Regions from separate parts of the Homo sapiens genome. Here region 2 is linked to region 1. Evidence: read pairs that join two places in POLR2A ChIA-PET (ENCODE). Cell type or tissue: Panc1. All regions are shown on one strand. Region 1 holds the start of LOC105371081 (a long non-coding RNA gene). Region 2 overlaps LOC105371082 (a long non-coding RNA gene).

Region 1 (5,000 bases):
CTCGTGCCCCAAGACCCACTTCCAGTGTTTCAAGGACAAACCTGCAAAGCAGCAATCCAGAAAGATGCTCCGTCCTGAGACCACCACTTCCAAACCAGGCTAGCGGTGCAGGGCTCGTTCCTGCACAGGTTTGTCCCTGGTGTGCATGAACAAAAAGCAGAAGGATGACTTCAAAATCCTGCCTGAACAAAAGCAGCAGGATTTGAGCCCCTTTCAAAGCTTTCTGGCAATTGCCTCTAAGAGATCAGCCTTCAAGTGGTGGGGCAGGGGTGTGGGGAACAGATCCTACTCAAAAATCAGCCCTGAGCTGAGTCCAAGGGGTCTCCTGTTTGCCAAGCCTCTTTTCAGGGCTCCAGAGCAGCTGTGGAGAGAGAGAGCCTCAGGGAATCTGGAGCTGGGCTCACACAGCCAGAGAAGGAACCGCGTTCCCGGATCCGGGCCTGCAAGGTTTCCCCACTCACAACATGCCCCCCAAAGACACTTTCCCAATAGACACAGTAGCACTTGTCATGGGGAGCCCTCTCTCGCTAAATATGGACACAGTAGGCAGGGCCAGCCATCTTGCCCAGATGCTTTTCTGGGAGGTGGAGGGAGGGGAAGAAGAGAGTTCCAAAGAACTGAGTGTTGCTTCACTCTTTGGGGTCATTACCTAACTCATACTGCCAAAGCGACTGTATGCCCGGGAGCCTTCTGGTCATAAGAGTGTGTCAGATGGCAGGGAACACTCCCTGGTTGCTAATAGAGAAGCCCGTGCAGTAGGTGGGGGGAGAGAACAAACCCCATATGCAATCTGCCATTTGACCTGGGCCATGCCTTAGAATGTTCTGTAGGCTCGGGTGGGCCCGCAGCAGGGCAGCCATGCCGGCAGCACAGCACAGGCCAGTGTCAGTGGCAGAGCGGGTGGCTTGGCCACACACCCCGTGTGCTCACCAGCACGGGCCTGGCCCCACACGTAGGATAGAGCTCTCCAGCCTCATCCTCCAGCCTCCTAGTCAAGCACATCTAGTGCATAACAGAAAAGACTGGAAGACACCAAGAAAAGATCGAACTTACCAAATCTTCCCACCCCAGGGTGTCCATGATCAATCCCAGCATCCTTTTTTTCATTGTTTTTCCTGTTCATTCACAATGGGGTTTCTTTTCCCAGCAGCAGAGTATTTGCCCAGGTGAGAAGCAGCAGAATGAAAGCACCCAGCACAAGCCAAAGAGTATGGGCCCAAGTCCCAGCCTTCCACCTCCACGGGAAAATTGTTAGGTGGCCTTGACCCATTTGGTTCACCTTGTTGGATCTCAGTTTATTCATATAAGAAACAGGGATGATGCTCGACAATGTGAGTGGACTTAAGAACTGAACTGTACTCTTACTAATGGCTCAGATGGTAGATTCTGTTATGTGTACCACAACCGAAAAACAAAAAATGGGATACAAGTGTCACCTCATTAGGCTCTTGTGACATAAAATGAGTTCATTCACCTAAGTGCCCAGAACAATGCCTGACCCATATAAAACGTGCAGCAAAGGTTAACTGCTCTTGCCATTTTGTTGTTGTTGTTGTTGTTGTTGTTGTTAGTTAAGGGCTGAGCCTTGGGACCCCAGAAAATAGGTTCCTTTTCTACACATTAATCAATTAGCACGAACAAAATTACGAATGCAGTAGTCCTTCTGCTGTCAATTACAAAGACATGCTGCAGTGGCACAGAGTTGCTCTTTCACAAAGACTTTCCCTGGGCGTTGGTAAAACACCGGGGTGTAATAGAGCAGGCAGAATTTTCCTCCTCACACAGAAGAGATCCTGTAATCTGCCTGAGGCCCCACAGCTCTCAGAGGCTGAGCCAGGGCTGGAGAAGAGCACAAATTGGGCCTCCAGCCCAGCACACATCCTGTCCCCTGGGGTGCTGACTGCCATCATTGGCACTGCGCCCATCTGAGCCAGGCAGTCCCCCGGAGCCTCACAACAGCTCTGGGAAGCTAGTGTCATTCCTCAGTGCCCAGTGTTACCAGCTCACAAGTGGCCAGCCAGGGCTCCCTGGTTTCCACTCCGTGAACCGCCATGCCCTCCGTTCTGAAGCATATTCAGAGGCAGAACACCTGGAAATCAGGTGAGCTTTGGGAACCCCACATATTCTTGCTGTATTCTACTCCATCGTGTGAACCAAGAGTACAGAAGTCATCAGAGAGCATGACTTGCATCTGTGTCTCAAGTCTGTATCTAAAGGAAAAGTCCATAAAATCACCCAAGGAAACATCCTAAGCCTTTTCTGTTGGTGTTTTTTTTCTTTGCTTCTGAATCATTTGTTTTATCAACCGCAAGTTCTCATTAACAGACAAGTGATAGGAGATGCCAAGGTGTGAAGGCCCCTTTATGGCAGAAAACCGAGAAACGAAAAATTCCTAGCCCTTAATTCTGTATGTAAGTTGATAAAAGTCCATCTTGATTTGATTTTTGCCTTAAAATCTCTCTGACTAGCTCAAAGACAATCCCCTGGAACAAGGTTTGGGAACCACTTCCCAAGAATTAGAGTGCCTTTGGGATCCAAGAAAATGAAATGCCAGCTGGGCGTGGTGGCTCACACCTTTAATCCCAGCACTTTGGGAGGCCGAGGCGAGTGGATCACCTGAGGTCAGGAGTTCCAGACTAGCTGGGTGACAGAGCGAGACTCCATCTAAAAAAAAAAAAAAAAAAAAAAAAGTGAAATGCCAACATGGTGAAATCCCATCTCTACTAAAAATACAAAAAGTAGCCGGGCGTGGTGGTGTGTGCCTGTAGTCCCAGCTACTCAGGAGGCTGAGGCAGGAGAATTGCTTGGACCTGGCAGGTGGAGGTTGCAGTGAACCAAGGTCGCACCACTGCACTCCAGCCTGGGTAACAGAGCGAGACTCCCTCTCAAAAAAAAGGGAAATGCAAATAAGCAGTATTGCCGAGTGCACAGTTGGTGGGAAGGAGAGTTAGTTCGTGAGGACCCACTAAGAATGGGAAAAACCAACTGAATCAAAAGGCAGAGATGCAGCAATAATGGTGCCTCAGAGACAGGCAGAAGCCATTTGATTTTCCACGTGGCCGTTTCCTTCATGCTGCTGATGGCCTCTTCAAAGCACGGCAGCTCCTGGGGGCCAGGGTACGGGACCGCCTGGTGGAGAAGAATTGGGGTAGGGAAAGAATTGGCATTTTTTAAAGGAACTTTTACAATTCCAAGGAAGTGACATGACAAACATGTTGACGAGGGTCAGGAAAAGGAAGGTTGGCTGAGCAAGCGTTTACTAAGGCCCTTGATGAATCAAATAAACACTGCACAGGGCTTACAGAGAAGCCTGGGGTCAGGGGGAGGGACTGTGAGCAAGTCTTGCCAGCTAGTGGGCTCTGTGGTGCTTCTGGCTTGGCACATGCAAAGGTGTGGCTGCAGGGTAGGGATGAACAGAGAGCTGGGAAGCTCAGCAGGGCCCGATAGCAAAGCGCTTTGTGAGCTTGCCCCATGGTTCGAATTTTATCCTAGAAGCAGCAGGAAGCCATTGAAGGTTCTAAGACAGATCAGGGGACATGGGTGGCAAAATGGACTTGGGTTTTAACTGACTGGAGTTGGGAAGGGCAGAGGAGAAGGGTGGAGTGGGAAGGCCACAAGACACATTCTGGCCCCTTCACTGCATGCTCACAGCTGTGCGTCAGGTGATGCCCGTGGGCGGATGAGAAAAGTCCCACAGGCTGGGGTGCGGCCTTCCTTACCTTTCTCTGGCCATTTGCCACTTACTTGTACTATAGGATTATATTGCTTGTTTCAAAAAACCTAAATGACCACTGTTTTCACTCAACAGCGTATCCTGGAGTGTTTTTCATTTTAGTTCGCAGGCGCACCCTCATTCGATTTTGACTGCTGCGATCATCTGGTCAAACCACTGTTCATTGAGCCAGTCCCCTACTGATGGATGTTTAGGTGGTGGCCAATTTTTTGTCCTTTAACAAATAGGCATCTCCAAGTGCCCTTGCGCAAGGGTTTCCTCAGGGTAAATAACCATGAAGTGAAAACAGAAATAGCTACGCTGAGAAACTAACAGGATTTGGTGACCAATTTGACTGAGGGAGTGGGAAGCCACAGAGCTAGCTTAAGGCAAAATCTTAAGAAGGCTTGGTTTCCCTCCCCGAATGTTCTCTGTGCATTTAGCTAGCAAGGGCATCTCGATGATCCCAACTTCTGACCCAACAGTCCTTGTGTGTCTTGTGGGTCTTGTTCTGTCCAGAAGGCCTTCGGGAGTTGTGGTGACTAGAAGGGTCCCCAGGAACTGGTGGGGGTCTCCGGGGTGGCCCACTCATAGCTTGGCTTGTCATCTCAGACAGAACCTCCAAGCTTGGCATGATGGAGACACCAGTGGGTTCTGTTCCCACCTCCTGGCACCTCTGCTGAGGTTACAGCTTTCTACACTTCTTTTCTCTCTATAACCAGAATCCCATGACTAAAATACAGTTTTCTTTATTTGCAGCTGTCCAGCCATGGCATTTAGTATAAATATGCTTTTCTCCAAAAACACACACAGTATTATTTTTTTTAACATCTCAAATTCCCAAAGGGCCAAAAGTCAATATTATCCCAGTGTGATAGGAATGGCTGTTTTGCAACATCTCTTCACACTTACACAGCCTGCTTGCTGAAGCCTCAGAGTAATCACAAAAACACATTCCAAAACCCATCAGCCTGGCTGCTGGATTGTTTTACTGTCTCTGTCACTCCCTGCTGTGAGCTCAGTCCTTGAAAGTCGCCGCCTCAGTTTCCATGTTGAGGGTGAGAAATTCACAGCGTGATTTGGGGAGCAGATGCTTCAACTGTATGAACTGCAAAGTTTGGACTGTGAAGTGCAGTGACTCCTCTGAAAATATTTGCTAGCTGGTAAAATTCAGGCTCATGGCATATGTGGTCTACTTCTAGCCTTACAGACTTATTTAAGGTCCCAGGATAAAAATCCTATTTATTGAATGCCAACTATGTGCTAGGCACTGGGCTAGGTGCTTTAC
Region 2 (5,000 bases), 120 kb after region 1:
GTGGCAGTGTGTTGGAGCCCACAGACGCATGGCTTCAACCCCTGTGTCCATTTTTTTAAAGAGATGGAGTGTAGCTCTGTTGCTCAGGCTGGAGTGTAGTGATAGGATCGAGGAGGCACTATAGCCTCGACCTCCTGGGCTCAAGAGATTCTCCCATCTCAGCCTCCTGAGTAGCTGAGACTACAGGCACATGCCACCACACCCGGCTAATTTTTTAAATTTTTTGTAGGGATGGGGTCTCACTACGTTGCCCAGGCTGGTCTCGAACTCCTGTCCTTTAGTGACCCTCCTGCCCTGGCTTCCCAAAGCACTGCCTTATATCTATGTTTGAAGCCCTAGTCCAGGGACCACAGGCCAGGGAAGGCACAGCAAGGGAGCAGGAAAGCTTCTAAAGGTACACTCAGCACACGTGGGTTCTCCTCACTGCCACCAGTGACAGACAGCTTTGGTTTCATTTTCTGAAGTCCTGTGTTCAAAATGAAACCAAATCCAGATGCCGAAAGAGAAAAGGAAATCTGCTGGTTGACAAGCATCCACCTTGTGGGCTGTTCTGCTGGAGGGCTGGGCACCAGGCTCACAGGAAGCCAGGCAGTGCGAAACCCTGAGGGGCTCAGAGTGCTCGGTAGGATGGGACCAGGCTCTGACCCCAGACCTGCTGCATGACCTTGGGCAAGTGACCTGTCCTCTTGGGACCTGATTTGCCCCAACTGCAAAGTGATCTCTGGACATCTCGTACCTCACAGAGCAGCCAGACATGCAGAGCCAAGGGCAAAATGCCAGGCATGGAGTCGGTGCTTGGCACAATGACCTCTTGTCACAGGGCGGATGGACCAGCCCTATATCCACAGCTTACTAAACCACAGCCACAGCCAGATGTGTGGAAACATTCTCCTCCCTATCTTGGCAGATCCTCGTACCCCAAATGTGAGGGGCCCAGCCAGCATCTGGGGGAAGTCAAGATCCTGGTGGCTTATGGCACTTAGCTTTTCAGTTTCTCTTTCCGGCTTTGGTGGCGCCTTGCTGGGAAAAGTAGCTCCTGGCCAGGGTGTGTAATCGTGAAACTAGCCTCTGCCCCGGAATTCCTCAGCCCTGCTTTTCCTCTAACCCATGTGTCGGGAAGGTTCCCATGGGAGTCTGTGCCCCTGGGAACCCCGAGCAGTGGGGCTCACAGTGTGGATTCTGCTGACCGCTGGTCTGAATTTAAATGGGTCATTTCATAAGTATGTGGCCTGGGGCCAGCTTCTTAGCTTTTCTGTGCCTCAGTTTCCATATTTGCAAGATGGGATAATAACATATCTATTTCACTTCTTCAGTATTTATTCAGCAGATATTTACTGAGTTCTTACTGTGTGCCAGGCGCAGGGGACTCAGAGGTCTTCAGGCAGACCTAGGGGAGTCAGTGAATTCACACCATCAGTGCAGACCATACTGGGTGCTATGTGGGAAAGAAACAGAGAGAAAGGGGTGACTGGGTGTTTGTAAGGTGAGATAAGGAAGTTAGGGAAAGCCTCTTGGAGGTGGTGACATTAGCACTGACGTCTTTCTAAAAGTGGGATGAAGACCCCAGGTGGCGAGAACAGCCAGTGCAAAGGCCCTGTGGTGGGGGTGCTTGAAGATAGGAAAGGAGAGTTGGTATAGCGAGCCAGGGGGTGGTGTAGGGGTGAGGCATAGGGGTTGGCAGGGTCTGATCCATCAGGCACGGCCTTGCTGGGCTGTGGCAGGGCTTTGGATTTTGCCCTGAGTGCATGGACCAGCCATCCAGGCCCAAGCGACAGCATAGGACTGAGTGTGGAAAGAACCTTCTAGCTGCTGACCTTCCCAGCTGCTGGGCTTTAGCCACGATGAGCTGTAGTAGTGGCCTTGGGACACTTTCCCATGGTCCTGTGAATTGGAAATTATGTGTTTCCCTTGATCAGATGAGGAGAGCACAACTCAGGGAACTGGTGGAACTTGGTGAAGGTGTTTTGGGGAGCCCTGGGGCTTGGCAGAACCTGGCCTGAAGTCCTCTGTCGGGAGAGGTTGCTTTGATGTTTGGAGTAGATCCTTTCTGCTCCCACCACAGGAACGATTGTGTGTCTCAGTGGCGGGTAGAGGGGTGTGAGCTCAGAGGACCTGAGTCCAAGGAGAAGGTGTGAGAGGCCAGGGAACGATGGCATGAGCCAGTGGCTGACTCCAAAGTGGCGCCAGTCCTGGAGACTTGATGAGACTCTTCTAGCAGGCACAGGTGAAGAAAGGAGAGGTGAAGTCAGCTGTTACTTGAAGTAGTCAGTAGTCACTGGCTTTCAGAAAGCAGTCAAGATTGTTTCGTTAACAGCTGCAAAATAGGAGGGGCAGGAAAGTAGAATTCTAGGAATGCTGGTGGAGGGGTCCAGACACACCTGCTTCCAGTCCCAGCTCCCCTCCCCATCAGCTGTGTGGCTTCAGGCAAGTTGACTGAATCCAGTGGTCCAGAGAACTCTCACAAAGCCCGAGCCTGGGAAGCACAGTGCCTGTTCCTCAGTAAATCCCTTGGGATCTTTGTCGTGGCCTATTCACTCCATTTTTGCACAGTATTCCAACAAGCCTAACAGGTTTCTACCCACCCCACCCCATCCCATAAGTGACAAATTAGGTGTCAGCAGCTGACAGCAAGGACCAGTAGCGGTGACATAGGGGGCAAAGAACTTGCAGAAACTATGAAACTAGGCACAAGAGCTAGCACGCAGCAGGCTGGGGACGTTAGAGTGTGGAGCAGGAAGATTCCTCATGTCCATGGGCCCTCACTGTGGTGATGCTGTTGAGAATGTCGGGTATCGCAATGAGAGGTAGAATAGGGCCCAGTTCTCTCTGAGGAGGCGTCTGGTCTCAGGGCACACAGAGCAGCAGCAGTCTCCTCCCATGCCACGATGTGGGAAGCCCAGCGTCTACTGGCCCAATTGGCAGTGCCCTGAACAGGCTCAGGGAGGGGTAACCCTCAACCGAGTTGTAAAGAGTGAGCATCACGGCCGGGCGCAGTGGCTCACGCCTGTAATCCCAGCACTTTGGGAGGCGGAGGCAGGCAGATCACGAGGTCAGGAGATGGAGACCATCCTGGCTAACACGGTGAAACGCCGTCTCTACTAAAAATACAAAAAATTAGCCGGGCGTGGTGGTGGGCGCCTGTAGTCCCAGCTACTTGGGAGGCTGAGGCCGGAGAATGGCGTGAACCCAGGAGGCGGAGCTTGCAGTGAGCAGAGATGGCGCCACTGCACTGCAGCCTGGGCGACAGAGCAAGACTCCATCTCAAAAAAAAAAAGAGTGAGCATCACTTGAGTTCAGGAGTTCAAGACCAGCCTGGGCAGCATGACAAAACCCCATCTCTACAAAAATATGAAAAAATTAGTTGGGCATGGTGACACATACCTGTGGTCCCTGCTACTTGGGAGCCTCAGGTGGGAGGATCACTTGAGCTCGGAAGACAGAGATGGCAGTGAGCTGAGATCACACCACTGCACTCCAGCCCGGGTGACTTAGGGAGACCCTGTCTCAAAAAAAAAAAAAAAAAAAAAAAAAAAAAAAAGAGCTCTCACCAAGGGAACGGAGGGAGAACATATTCCGGGCAGAGCATGACAAGAATGTGAGGCCCTGGGCAGAGCATGAGGCCAAAGGTAAGCCGGACACCCCAAGGCAGCCCTAGTGGCTTCTAGGAGGAGACTCGTCTGGAGGAAGGGAGAGGGCTGGACTGGACCTCTGCCTGCCCTGGAGTAATGAGTCCCTCTGTGGGAGAGCGTTCTGGGTCACCTTGCCCAAACCAGCAAGCCCAGAGCAGGGGCTGATGTTATATCCACATGCCTTTACTGCCTCTCCAGATTCAACAGAGCTTCGCTGAGCACCCATTAGACACATTCACTGATGCTCATTCCTTTTTTATCCTCTTTTTCCTTCAATTTTCCTCCCTCTAGGTAACCCAGGCACCAGCTTGGTCTGTTCTTTGGGATCTTTTTTATTTTTATTTTTATTTTTTGATACTGGGTCTCCCTCTGTCACTCAGGCTGGGGTGCAGTGGCGTGAACACAGCTCACTGCAGCCTTGACACCCCCACCCCACCCCCACTGTGCTCAAGCAATCCTCCTGACTCAGCTTCCCATGTAGGTGGCACGCATTGCCATGCCCAGCTAATTTTTTCATTTTTAGGGAGACAGAGTCTCACTTTGTTTCCTAGGCTGGTCTCAAACTCCTGGCTTCAAGTGATCCTCCCGCGTGGGCCTCGCAAAGCGCTGAGATTATAGGCATAAGCCACTGCTCCCACCCTGGGATCTTTTTCTATGCATCTACATGCTTGTATTTTGACCCATAAAAATTATGTTCCTTGGCCAGGTGTGGTGGCTCATGCCTGTAATCCTAGCGCTTTGGGAGGTCGAGCTGGGAGGATCACTTGTGGTCAGTTCGAGGCTGTGGTGAGCTATGATTGTGCCACTGCACTCCAGCCGAGGTGACAGAGCAAGACCCCAATTATTTAAAAAAAAAAAATAGTATTCCTTTGTGTAGGACTTTTCCCTCTATCAATGTCATGTCTTTCTCCATCTTGCACTTTCCACCCAACAGATACTCTGGCAATCTGGCTAGATCACATATAGATCGACCCCATGCTCCTTAAGAACTGCATGATACTCCTCAGCGTATGTTCATTTAGCCGTCCCCGGTGGGTGGACACATAGGTTGTATTTTTGCTCTTGCAAACAGCGTGGCCTGCACCTCCCTGTACAGCCTCTTGGCACACATGTGATAAACCGTTCTTACCGTTTGAATGTTCATAGGTGCCACCCAGTCACCTGCCAGCGTGCTGTGCACATTTACCTTCTGGGCAAAAGCATTCAACAATGTTTCCCCATGCCTTCACCATTATCTTACTTTTTCCATTTTTGCCTATTTGATGATTTGGTAAGTGGTGGCTTCTCATTGTTGCTTTAATGCCTGCTTCTTCTTTCATTTATTCAACAAATACTTACTGCACTCCTAATATGTGCCAGGCACTGTGCTAA

The links. ChIA-PET counts read pairs that join two places held together with the same protein. Peaks named below come from ENCODE experiments on the same cell type or tissue, not always from the same donor. Only the 100,000 strongest peaks of a DNase experiment are listed, where the experiment ranks them.
Region 2: POLR2A ChIA-PET joins it to region 1 with 13 read pairs; 22 of 35 experiments call an interaction of 5 or more read pairs at or near these places.

Annotation. Positions count from the first base shown.
Region 1 is chr16:11,134,922-11,139,921 of GRCh38, forward strand. The region is part of intron 22 of CLEC16A (C-type lectin domain containing 16A); the gene reads left to right. It overlaps LOC105371081 (a long non-coding RNA gene), which reads right to left and starts at 129. Exons shown (of 2, transcript XR_001752081.2): 1 at 42-129. In Panc1, no CTCF peak of the experiment used is centred here; no DNase peak of the experiment used is centred here; H3K27ac peaks cover 223 bases.
Region 2 is chr16:11,258,384-11,263,383 of GRCh38, forward strand. All of the region lies in intron 1 of LOC105371082 (a long non-coding RNA gene), which reads left to right. Among named protein-coding and RNA genes, the nearest start is that of SOCS1, 4.7 kb to the left of the region's middle. RefSeq lists an enhancer at 368-597. In Panc1, no CTCF peak of the experiment used is centred here; no DNase peak of the experiment used is centred here.